Regions from separate parts of the Mus musculus genome. Here region 2 is linked to region 1. The links are chromatin loops, found by intact Hi-C in ENCODE. Cell type or tissue: heart. All regions are shown on one strand. Links, peaks and the distances in the headings refer to the core of each region. The heading gives the core; the rest is flanking DNA.

Evidence for each region. Peaks named below come from ENCODE experiments on the same cell type or tissue, not always from the same donor. Only the 100,000 strongest peaks of a DNase experiment are listed, where the experiment ranks them.
Region 2: it touches region 1 in a loop (3-fold over the local background); 1 of 42 quality-filtered maps calls a loop at or near these places.

What each region holds. Positions count from the first base shown.
Region 1 is chr15:38,598,562-38,603,939 of GRCm38, forward strand. Gm41309 (a long non-coding RNA gene) reads right to left here and starts at 3,725. Exons shown (of 3, transcript XR_875194.2): 1 at 3,601-3,725; 2 at 1,683-1,776. In heart, for the core only: a CTCF peak has its summit at 3,092; DNase peaks (open chromatin) are centred at 3,060 and 3,760; H3K27ac peaks cover 1,395 bases.
Region 2 is chr15:38,541,607-38,546,984 of GRCm38, forward strand. No RefSeq gene overlaps it. Among named protein-coding and RNA genes, the nearest start is that of Azin1, 25 kb to the left of the region's middle. In heart, for the core only: no CTCF peak of the experiment used is centred there; DNase peaks (open chromatin) are centred at 575, 1,315 and 2,635; H3K4me3 peaks cover 834 bases; H3K27ac peaks cover 4,049 bases.

The DNA.
Region 1 (5,378 bases), core at 177-5,176:
GAGCTGGTCAAGCAGTTAAGAGGTTCCTTCACTGGTAACAAACACCCTTCTCGGGAATCTTGCTGCTGATAAAGACATGAAGGCTTCTGAAGGAAATCAACACAAGGAGGAAGAGAGCTTTGGCATTTAAGAGGGGTTTCATTTTGTATCAAAGACAGGGTAACAATAGCTAAGATATAGTGGCAATTTTCAAATTTGGATACTAGAATCATCTAAAGAATTAAAAGCAAACAAGACCAAGATTCTGATCTATTTGTTGTAGATTGGGATCCAGGAATCAGGAGTTTTGAAGCTGTCCAGAGAGTCAGGTGTGGTGGTATATACCTGTGATCCCAGCACTTGGGATGTAGAGGTGTGATGATCAGGTGTTCATGGTAATCCTCAGTTGTGTAGAGAGCTACAATAACTAGTTAGTGTTTCCATATAACTAGTTAGTGTTTCCATTGCTGTGAACAGACACGATGACCAAGGCAACTCTTATAAAGGACAACACTTAATTGGGGCTGGTTTACGTGCCTTCGAAACCAGTACAACTTGGGTGACTCTTACACATTACCAAGTTTAGCTGCAGCATGAGGTACAACCTTGGTTATCTCTGGAACACAGCTTCTTTGTGCTCTCAGAAAACATTTCCCAGAAGATTTCTCCACAGCGATGCTGGTCTCTTCTTAATCACTGCTAATTTCTTAGTTCACATAACAAACATTAATTGTCTCAGTAATCCCTTCTATTTTTGACTCTAAAGCCAGAGCCACATGGCCAAAGCTGCTGAGTTCTGCTGGTTGCTGGAGCTGGAAAACAGCCCCCTTGTTCTATTACATCCTTCATTGCCTAAGCATGGACGTCCTGGAACTCGCTCTGTAAATTGATCTTGAACTCAGAGGCCTACACGCCTTGTCTCCTGACTTCTAGGATTAAAGGCGTGAACCACCACACCTGGACCTAAGCTTTTTCTGCTTGGAATTTGCTCTCTACCAGGCTGGCTTTGAACTCAGAGATTGGCTTGCCTCTGTCTCCTGGGATTGATGGTGTGTACTGCAGCACCTGGGCCTAAGCTTTTCATGGCACAATCCTCAAGATTCAGATCAAAAGCCTGTGTCTTCCATTTCTAGATTGTAGTTCATTCTAAATTAAAAGTCCAAATAAGGGCTGGAGAGATGGCTCAACGGTTAAGAGCACTGTCTGCTCCTCTGAAGGTCCTGAGTTCAATTCCCAGCAACCACATGGTGCTAATAACCATCTGTAATGGGATCCGATGCCCTCTTTTGGTGTGTCTGAGGAGATCAACAGTATACTCACATTCATAAAATAAATAAAAATGTTTAAAAAAGAGGGAGAGTACTTGATGCTCTTGTAGAACACCAAAAAATAAAATAAAATAAAATAAAATAAAAATAAATAAAAATTAAAAGTAAGTAAACCTCACAAAACCTTACACCCAGAATTTGTCCTGACTACAAAATGAACAGGGATAAAGATGAAGCAGAGATTGAGGGAATGGCCAACCAATGACTGGTCCAACTTGAGACCCGTCCATGTGAGAGAGCCAGCCCCTGACACTATTAATGATACTCTGCTATGCTTGCAGACAGGAGTTTGTCTTAGGGTTTCCATTGTTGTGAAGAGACATCATGACCATGGCAACTCTTATAAAGGCAAACATTTAATTGGGGCTGGCTTACAGTTTTGAGGTCCATTTCAGCGTTCATGATCATCACGGCGGGAGTACTGCAGCATCCAGGCAGGCACGGGCTGGAGGAGCTGAGAGTCCTACATCTTCACCCAAAGGAAGCCAAGAACAGATTGTTTTTTTCAGGCAGCTAGGAGGGTCTCGAAGCCCACCCCCACAATGGCACACGTCTTCCAACAAGGCCACACCTATTCCAACAAGGCCATACCTCCTAATAGTGCCACTCCCTGGGTCAAGCATATTCAAACCACCACAGGAGTCTAGTATAACTGTCTCCTAAGAGGCTTCACCCAGAAGCTGATGGATAAAGATGCAGAGACTACAGCCAAAAATCAGGTAGAGCATGGGGAACGTGTGGCAGAGTGGCAGATAGGACTGAGTTAGCTGGAGGGGTCAAGGACACCACAAGAAGACCTACAGAGTCAACTAAGCTGGGCCCATGGGGCTCACAGAGACTGAACCACCAACCAAAGAGCATGCTGGGAATGGACCTAGGCCTCTTACACATTTGTAGCAGATGTGCAGCTTGGTCTTCATGTGAGTCCCCTAACAACGGGCTGTCTCAGACTCTGTTGCCTATCATTGGATCCCCTTTCCCTAGCCTGACTGCCCGGTCAGGCCTCTGTGGGAGAGTATGCATTTAATCCTGATGCTGCTTGATGTTCCACAAAGGGGCAATGCCAAAGGGGAGGTTCCTCTTCTCCTTAGAGAAGGTAAATGGGGTAATAGGGGGAGGGATTTGTGATCTTAGAACTGAAAGGAAAGGAGGGAGGAAGGCCAAGACAGGCAGGATGTAAAGTGAATAAATAAACAAATTAATGAAAACCCAAGTAAAATAAGATGATTCTAATTGGCAATCAGAATTGAACACCTCTGGCTATGCTTTATCTTTTGAGACAAGGTCTCAGTATGTAACCCTGGCTGGCCTTGAACTCACAGAGATCTGCCTCCTTCTGTCTTCTGTCTTCTGAATGCAGGGATTAAAGTCGCCATGCCCTGCTCACTGCTCATACTTAAATGTAAGCCTGCTTGATACATGATTTTTGCAAAGTGTATTAGAATGCTCCAAAATTGCCTACAGGTCGAAACTTCAATCACACGCACACAAGCACGCTCGCGCGCGTGCACACACACACACACACACACACACACACACACACACACACACACACACACACACACACACACACAGCATTTCTCCCTTTTAAATAGTAGATAAAACAACCTTAAATGACTTGATGTTCTTCCAAATCACTGGGTAACGAGCTATCACTGAACAAACTTCTGTAAGCCTCTGCCAATAGCGTATTCCGTATCCTGTTTAGCAAGTAGACCAAGCCAATTTTCCGGTGTGGGTAAACCCTGGCCTGTGGGAACTGATTATTAAAGTCACCTGGTGGCTCACCAAGGCAAGAGCAGAGATGACTCTACTGTGGACTGTTAGAACTGTCAGGAAGCGGAAAGTAACGCTTTCTAGAATTTAGTGTGCACACCTAGAAAAAAGCAGCCAGCTCAGAGTAGGAACTAGCTCTGTCCAAGGGGTACATTTGCAGCATAAAGCGTGTGTCCATCTGGGGGTACATTTGCAGCATAAAGCGTGTGTCCATCTGGGGGTACACTTGCAGCATATAGCATGTGTGGAAACAGCTGGCTGACGGACACATAGTCTTTTTTTTTTTTTTCCGAGACAGGGTTTCTTTGTCTAGTCCTGGCTGTCCTGGAACTCACTTTGTAGACCAGGCTGGCCTCAAACCCAGAAATCCACCTGCCTCTGCCTCCCAAGTGCTGGGATTAAAGGCATGTGCCACCAGTGCCCGGATTCTTTTCATTTTCATTCCTTTCTTTCTTTTTCAGTGTGAAACGAACATCTCATGCAAGCCCTCCACCTCTGAGTTACAGTCTGTTTCTACCTGTTGTGCAGCTGAGAAGCACCCGTCTGCCAAATGAAGAAACTGAGAGCCAGATAGATGTGGGAGTGAAAGAGCCGGTTGAGCACCGGGCATTGTGAAACCAGCACCAGGCTTCTGACTACAAAAGCCCTTCTGACTTCCCCAGACAGGAAGCAGATTCGTGGTTGCCAAGCACTGAGGAAAGGCAGAACCGAGCAGCCACTGCTCACAAGACACGGGGTTTCTTTGTGGGGTGATGAGAACAGTCTAAACTTAGAGAGTGGTGGTGATTCACACCCTGTGAATGTACTAAATGCAATTTAAGTGTGAGCTGTACGGCACGTGAATTCTATCATTTTTCTTTGATTTTGGTTTTCAGAGACAGAATTTGACTTATGCAACCCAGGCTGGTCTTGAACAATTCGGTGCTGGGATGCTGAGATTACAGGAAGGAGTTACCATGCCCTGCTGTTTGTTTATTTGTTTTGTTGTTGCTGTTTTGTTTGTTGCCATGATGGAGATCCAACCCTGGGCCTACACATAGCAGGCAAGCATTCTACCAATGAGGCACACTCATTAAACAATCTCGCAGGGAGTGGGGGTGGGGGTGGGGGTCGTATATCACAACACGTAGGAAACTGAAGTATGATCGATAGCTGTGAGTTTGAAACTTGGGCTACATGGTGCTGCAGTGTGTGTGTGGGGGGGTGGTGGTGTGTGAGGGGGTGGGAGGGAGGGAACACTGTGTGTGTAGGGGTGTGCATGCAGAAGCTGGCGCCAAGCTGGATGTCAGTACACCACAGACTACAACAATGACTCTGTCTCCCAGAGAGGCTACTCATCCGGCTTGGTCTTTCTTACATGTGCCCTAGCAGTTTAGGACTGAAACACCTCTGTCATTTTGTGAATCTCAAGGGCAGACATACAGCTTTTAGGGTACTCTAGAGCTGAAAGGTGAGAGAACAAATGGGACTAGAATTAGAGAATTTCTTTGAGGTAACTTTTCACTTCATGGAAACATAGAAGCTAAACCGTCCTCCTTAGAACCCATTAGTACATCGAATGTATTTAAGGCTCATGCATATGCATATTTCATAAGATTAAGCAGATCATAACAGTAATAGGTTCAAAGTTAACAGGGTGTGACTGGGAGGCAAACATACTTAAAATTTAAAGGGCAGTGTAATTTTTTATTTTTAAAAGGCATTATTTTGAACTCTAATTTTGTTTTTGTTTCTTAGGTTTTTTGTCTTGTTTTTTTTCTGGTGGTGGGCATTGTATATGTGCCATGGCATGTCTGTGGAGGACAGAAAACAACAGATGGGAGTCAGTTCTCTCCTTCCGCCAGTGGGAACCCCAGGGCTAGAAATGAGGCTGTGGGGTTTGCTGGTTGAGTGTCTGTAACCACCGAGCCAACCACCGGCTCTTGTTTTTTGTTTTGTTTTGTTTTGTTTTAGTTTGGTTTGCTTTTTCTATTTATTTGGTTTTTGTTTTTGTTTTTGTTTTTGTTTTTGAGACAGTTTCTTGTAACCTTGAATGCCTGATGTTCTGGCCTCCACCTCCCAAACCCTGAATTACCCATGCCCAGTCTATTTCTAAACCTACCAAATTAATAATGCGATAAAGAAAGAGGATTTTTGAAATCCAAAGACTTAATCCTCTTCAGAACAAAGGTGGAAGTGATAAGGCTAGAATCGCTCCATAAGATCTGATTATGTCTCCTTTTAAATTTTTCTGAAAGGGATTTCAAACGTGTCAAGATGACTTGGGTTCCAGAACATTCCTTCCGGGAAGAACAT
Region 2 (5,378 bases), core at 128-5,127, 57 kb before region 1:
CACACAAACACACACACACACACACCACACACACACACACACACACAAACACACACACACACACACAAACACACACACACACACAAACACACACACACACACACACACACACACATTAAAAAGGGGGGGGGACCAACTCTAAAGAAACTAATGTGATTTCTCACAGGAAAGTTGATCAGGACAGATTTATATCCCCAAGCTTGTTTAGAGAGCAGGTTAAGCCAAATTCACAAGCTAGAGGGTAGGGTCTGGGGGCAAAGCTCAATGTTGGTGTCAGGAGTGAACACAGGCCCTGAGTTCAGTCCCTGGTACCAAAACAAAAATATGCCAAAGAGATTTCTGTTGTTTTCCCCTTTCCCTCTGTACCCCTACCCTCATTCAACAGAACGCTCTAGAATGGGTTAGACTGCTGTAGCTCAGGATTTAGCCACATGACACTGGTTTTTATGGAACTTTAGGGGATTCCTGGCCAACTACCCCAGGGAACTCCAGGGAGGAAAATCTGTTTCATTGGCAGAGAGTAGCCTGGACTAAACACTTACTTGCAGGCAGGGAAGGCTGGACTTGCATTCTGAGATAAGCAGGAGCCCTGTTGATCATTTTTTGGCCTCCATTTGATATTAAGTCAGCTAGACAAGAAGGAGGGGGGCTAACCTCAGAGAGATAAGGACTATTTTCCTTTGAGTTTCTCTTTGTTTTGTTTCTTCTGGGGAGCTGGGTAGAGCCCAGTCCAGCACTGGAAAAGATCAGCAAATGCTCTAGGTCTTGTTGTAATAACAGGGTAGGAGGCCGGGGGGGGGGGGGGGCACTGCTGATGGGTTTTGTTTTGTTTTGCAAACATGGAGTAGTGAAGAGTTTAGAGTTCTGTTTCCCTGGAGTCCAAAACAAATACTAGTACCATCCCTTCTGATCCTGGTCATCCTGGCCACCTACATCATAGAACACAAGGACCTGGCCTGTTTCCTTTCCCTTAGAGTTCTTGCCTCAGATGAAGCCTCTGGGATTCTGCTATGGTATTCTCCATTTATACCACAGGATGCTTCCCACCCTCACCCTCATCCCCGAGCTCAAATTACTTCACACACACACACACACACACACAAGCAAAATAATAGTTTCTCTGGCTACAGGGTCCCTTACAACCAGAACAGCTGAAGTAGTTTGTTGCAGTTGGCTTGTAATTTTAGATCTACCTAAGCTCCACTCTGATTTCAGCCCGTTGGTAATTATCCCACTCAAACCTGGTGAGTGGAAGCAGGGGGCATGGGAAGGGGGTGTAAGAGAGCAGCTGCAAGGCCTGGGCCTGCTCTTCCCTGCCTGCTAATAATAGCTCAGGCTGAGCTAGCACAGCCCTGCCAGGTCTATGCTAAGCCCTTCTTTATCGCCTGCCTCCTCTTAACAAGGACTGCAAATGCCCGAAATTCTCGTTTTGATGAAGAGGAGAGCAGGCTCTGGGAGATGGAAGAATTTGCCTTAATTCAGAGCCAGTGAGGGCTGAGAACAGGTTGACCTCAGGCAGATTCTCCAACCCTGTCCTTTTATTCACCGGTATACTTACCACTGCAAGCCCATGAGTTTAATCATAGTGGGGCCAGGAAATGCCAGCGAGACAGGATGGAAGTCCCTGCCAAGATGCCAAACCACTGCCACGAAACTAAAGAGCATGGTAGGGCTACTCTGAGGGGGGTCACAAACTGTGAACTCCACATGCCTGGCTAGAATCATAAAAGACCTGAGACTGACAGTAACTCAGTCTGGAAATCCCAGTGGTGTGTCGGACCGTGGATGATGGATTTGAGAATTTATTTTAATGTAATCTCTAAGCCAAAGGCTGCTAGGCAAAGATAATGGCTCTGAAGGTCCTTAAGTCATACGCAAGTATAACCTGGCTTTCTTCGGAAATGTTTTGAATGGAATGGGTGTCCTTTCCACCCATAGCTCAGGCTTCCTTGCTCATCACTTCAGCTTCTGGTGCTGTGGGCTGCAGGTGGCTCAGTGTGATAGGAGGCCGTCCTTCCAGTCAAGCACCGCAGTGACACACAGCACCAAGCTATCTTCTTCTCCTTCACCACATAGCCAGACAAGCTGGGCTCCGTAGATCTGGGGTCACCGTAGACATCTGTCTCTCTTTGATAGGCAGGCACCTGTCTCACTGAGCTACCAGCCTGTCATACATGCTGTGAAGTACTCCCTGGAGGCCAGGCACTGCTCCAGGCTCGAACGTGTGTTAACTTTTTATCCCTGTGAAGCAGCACTTAGTAGTGGGTAATAATGCCGTCTCCTTTTGATAGATGATTAAAAATTGGGGTCAGACGCTTAGTGATGATCTAGGGTGTGTGATTCCAAGTCCCATGTTCTCAGCTGCTGTGCCAAGGTGTTCAGGCCCAAGTGAGCTGTTCACCATTACAGCTCTCCCTGCATGTGTAAGCCTTGTCCATGGCTGGCTCCTGCTGCTATTCCTGGCTTTTGGCTGCAACCTCTAAATTATACCAAGTTCCCGGGAAAGTGGGATGCTATTTTAGGTGGTAAGGGAGACTCTCACAGAGTGCTGCTGAGGTTCTCTGCAGGGCAGTTCCAGTGACTCACCTTCCTCTGGGGGACTCAGTTTTCCTGTGCATCTGGGCACCGTGACTTTCTAACGTTATCAAATGTGAGTGTTGACTGCTTTTGGCTGCATCAGCGCCTATTTGTAGAACATGTAGTCAGCTAGCTGGGAAAGACAGAGTAGAAAGCTATAGAGGGACAGGCAGCATCAGGGTCACTCATAGGACAGTGCCAATTCCAGGGCTTAAGAAGAGCATTCAGCCAAAGAGGTGTAATAATAGGAGGGTAATGATAGCTAGAGCTTATGAAGCCCTCCCATGCACCATTCCCAGAGCCATCTCATTCGATCTCGGCTCAACCCCGGATGAAGGGAGGTGTCCCCTTCCCTTGGGTTCTGCTTGAGAGCATGTGTGGCTTCTTCCCCATCTTGTCACCGTCTCTGTTTTCAGCCCCACAGGAAGGAGGCCCCAGAAACAAAGTGAACAGAAAACCTGGTCTGAAACACTTTTGCATGAATCTGAAATTAGAAACAAGGTCAGGTGTGTGTGTGTGTGTGTGTGTGTGTGTGTGTGTGTGTGTAAATGAGGGGTGGGGGCGGGGCATGGAGCACTCACAAGACTATACATTCAGAGGCATGTCTCTAACTGATCCCTGGAAGGAAAACCAAAATAGGCTTTGTCAGTTAATATCCTTGGTACAGGCAGGGTGGGAGGAGCAACTTAGGGTCTCTTCCTCCAGCTCTCCAGTTCTTCACAGCAGAGCTCTGTCCAGCCTCTCTGCCCATACCGGCCCATGCTGAGTGTCCACTCCTCCCACACCGGCCCATGCTGAGTGTCCACTCTTGCACCTGTGGTGATTGCTTGTGGGCAGTTTGATGGTGCTGATAGGAAGTAAAGTTATCTCCAAGTTGGCAACGATGGTGTCATTTGAAATTTCCAGGGCTAGGCATCACTCTGATAGCTTAAAAAATATATAGATATAATTTTCAAAGGTTTATTTTATCTTCATGTATATGTGTAAATGTATCCCATGTGTGTATGGGTGTCCTTCTGACCATCAGACTTACTGGCAGTTGTGAGCTGCCCAATGTGACTGCTGAGAACTGAACTCAGGTCCACTAGAAAAAGAGCAAGCATCGTACCTGTTGAACCATGTCTCCAGACCCCTTTTAAATTATACTTTTGCTATGTGCTCCATGTTGGACCTTGCTAGGTAGCCCAGCTGGCCTCAAATTCCCAGTCCTCCTACTTCAACCTCCCTAGGGGTATGATTACAAGCTTGCTCATCAATGTCTGGCTCTGGTGGTTAGTAGTTATTACTCTTTGGGCATATTTTCTTTTTGCTTAGAAATGTATGCAAAATGCTTACAAACCATATATAGTAACAGGAGTATATGGGCAGGTGAGATGTCTCACTCAGTAAAGACACTTGTCACCAAGTGTAGGGCTTCAGAATCCACATGACAAAAGGGAAAACTGTCCCCTGAGAGCTGCCCTCTGATCTCCAGTATGTGCGTGCCTACATATGTACACATGCCTGCATATGCACACATGCCTGCATATGTGCACATACCTGCCTGCATATGTGCACATGCCTGCGTATGTGCACATGCCTGCCTGCAGATGTACACAGTTTTAATTTTTAAAAAAGTATCTGTAGGGGAAAGATGGCTCAGCTGTGAACTGTGCTCTGATCCCCAGCACCCACATAAATGTTAGGTGCAGTGACACACATCTGTAACACCAGTGCTGAGGGTTGAGGGTAGGGTAAGATAGGCAAACCCTCCTAACCCCCACCCCCAATCAATAAGATGCTGTTTAATGAAAGATCCCTATCTCAAAAAGTAGGAGGGAGAGTGATCAAGGAAGGCATTCAATATCTATTCCTCGCCTCTCCTAAGTTTGTGGCTGGCTTGTCTAACATGCACAAGGCACTGAGTTTGATTCCTGACACAGGATAAGGCTGGGTGCAGTGGTGCATGCCTTTAATTCCAGCACTCAGGAGGTAGAGAAGCAGGAGGATCAGAAGGTCATTTTTCCTTAGCTGCATAGAGAGTTTGAAGTCAGCCTGGGCTGCACAAGACCATATTGTAAGTAAGAATGTTCAATGAATTTGAATAGCCACTTCTCTGATATATGCCAATATGCACATATTTTTAAATTAAAAATTTTCCATTCATTTATTTCTCTTGTGTGTATGCATGTATATGTGTTTGTGTGTGTATGAGTACATATGTGTCTATATGTGCATTCATATGTGTGTGTGAATGTATACATGTGTGTATTTGTGTGTATATGTGCATGTGCTTGAGTGTGTGTGTGTATGTGTGAGTTGTAGGATTGTCTGCTTCTACCGTGTTGGTTCCTGGGAATCTGCCAAGTCCTGCCATGCATAAGGGTTGGAGTAACACAGTTCCCAGCCTTGGAGCAGAGCTAGCAGGGTGTGGGCCTCCATGAGCGTGGACTTTGCTGTGGGTATGGGGCTTGTTTGTACAATAATGTACATATTTTCATGTTCCTCCTTTGGGGAATGCTCTCCCTGTTAAAGTTAATGGCTCCATGATAATTAGAAACAGCATGAGTCTGGGAGATGAGAATGTGTTCTTCAGCAAGGTGGTGAATGCTGTGACCTTCAGGACAGCCCTTAAGGCTGTGGGAAAGAGCTCTGAAAACATGAATTCAAGAACGTATGCAACTATGCAAAATATATGGGTGCAATATGAATTGTATGAGGGGTTTCACAGGCCTCAAAGAACAGAAACAGCTGCACTAATGAGCCAGCTTATCAGAAAGATATTAAGGAAAGAGATAAAGAGATTTGGGGAATGGTGGTCT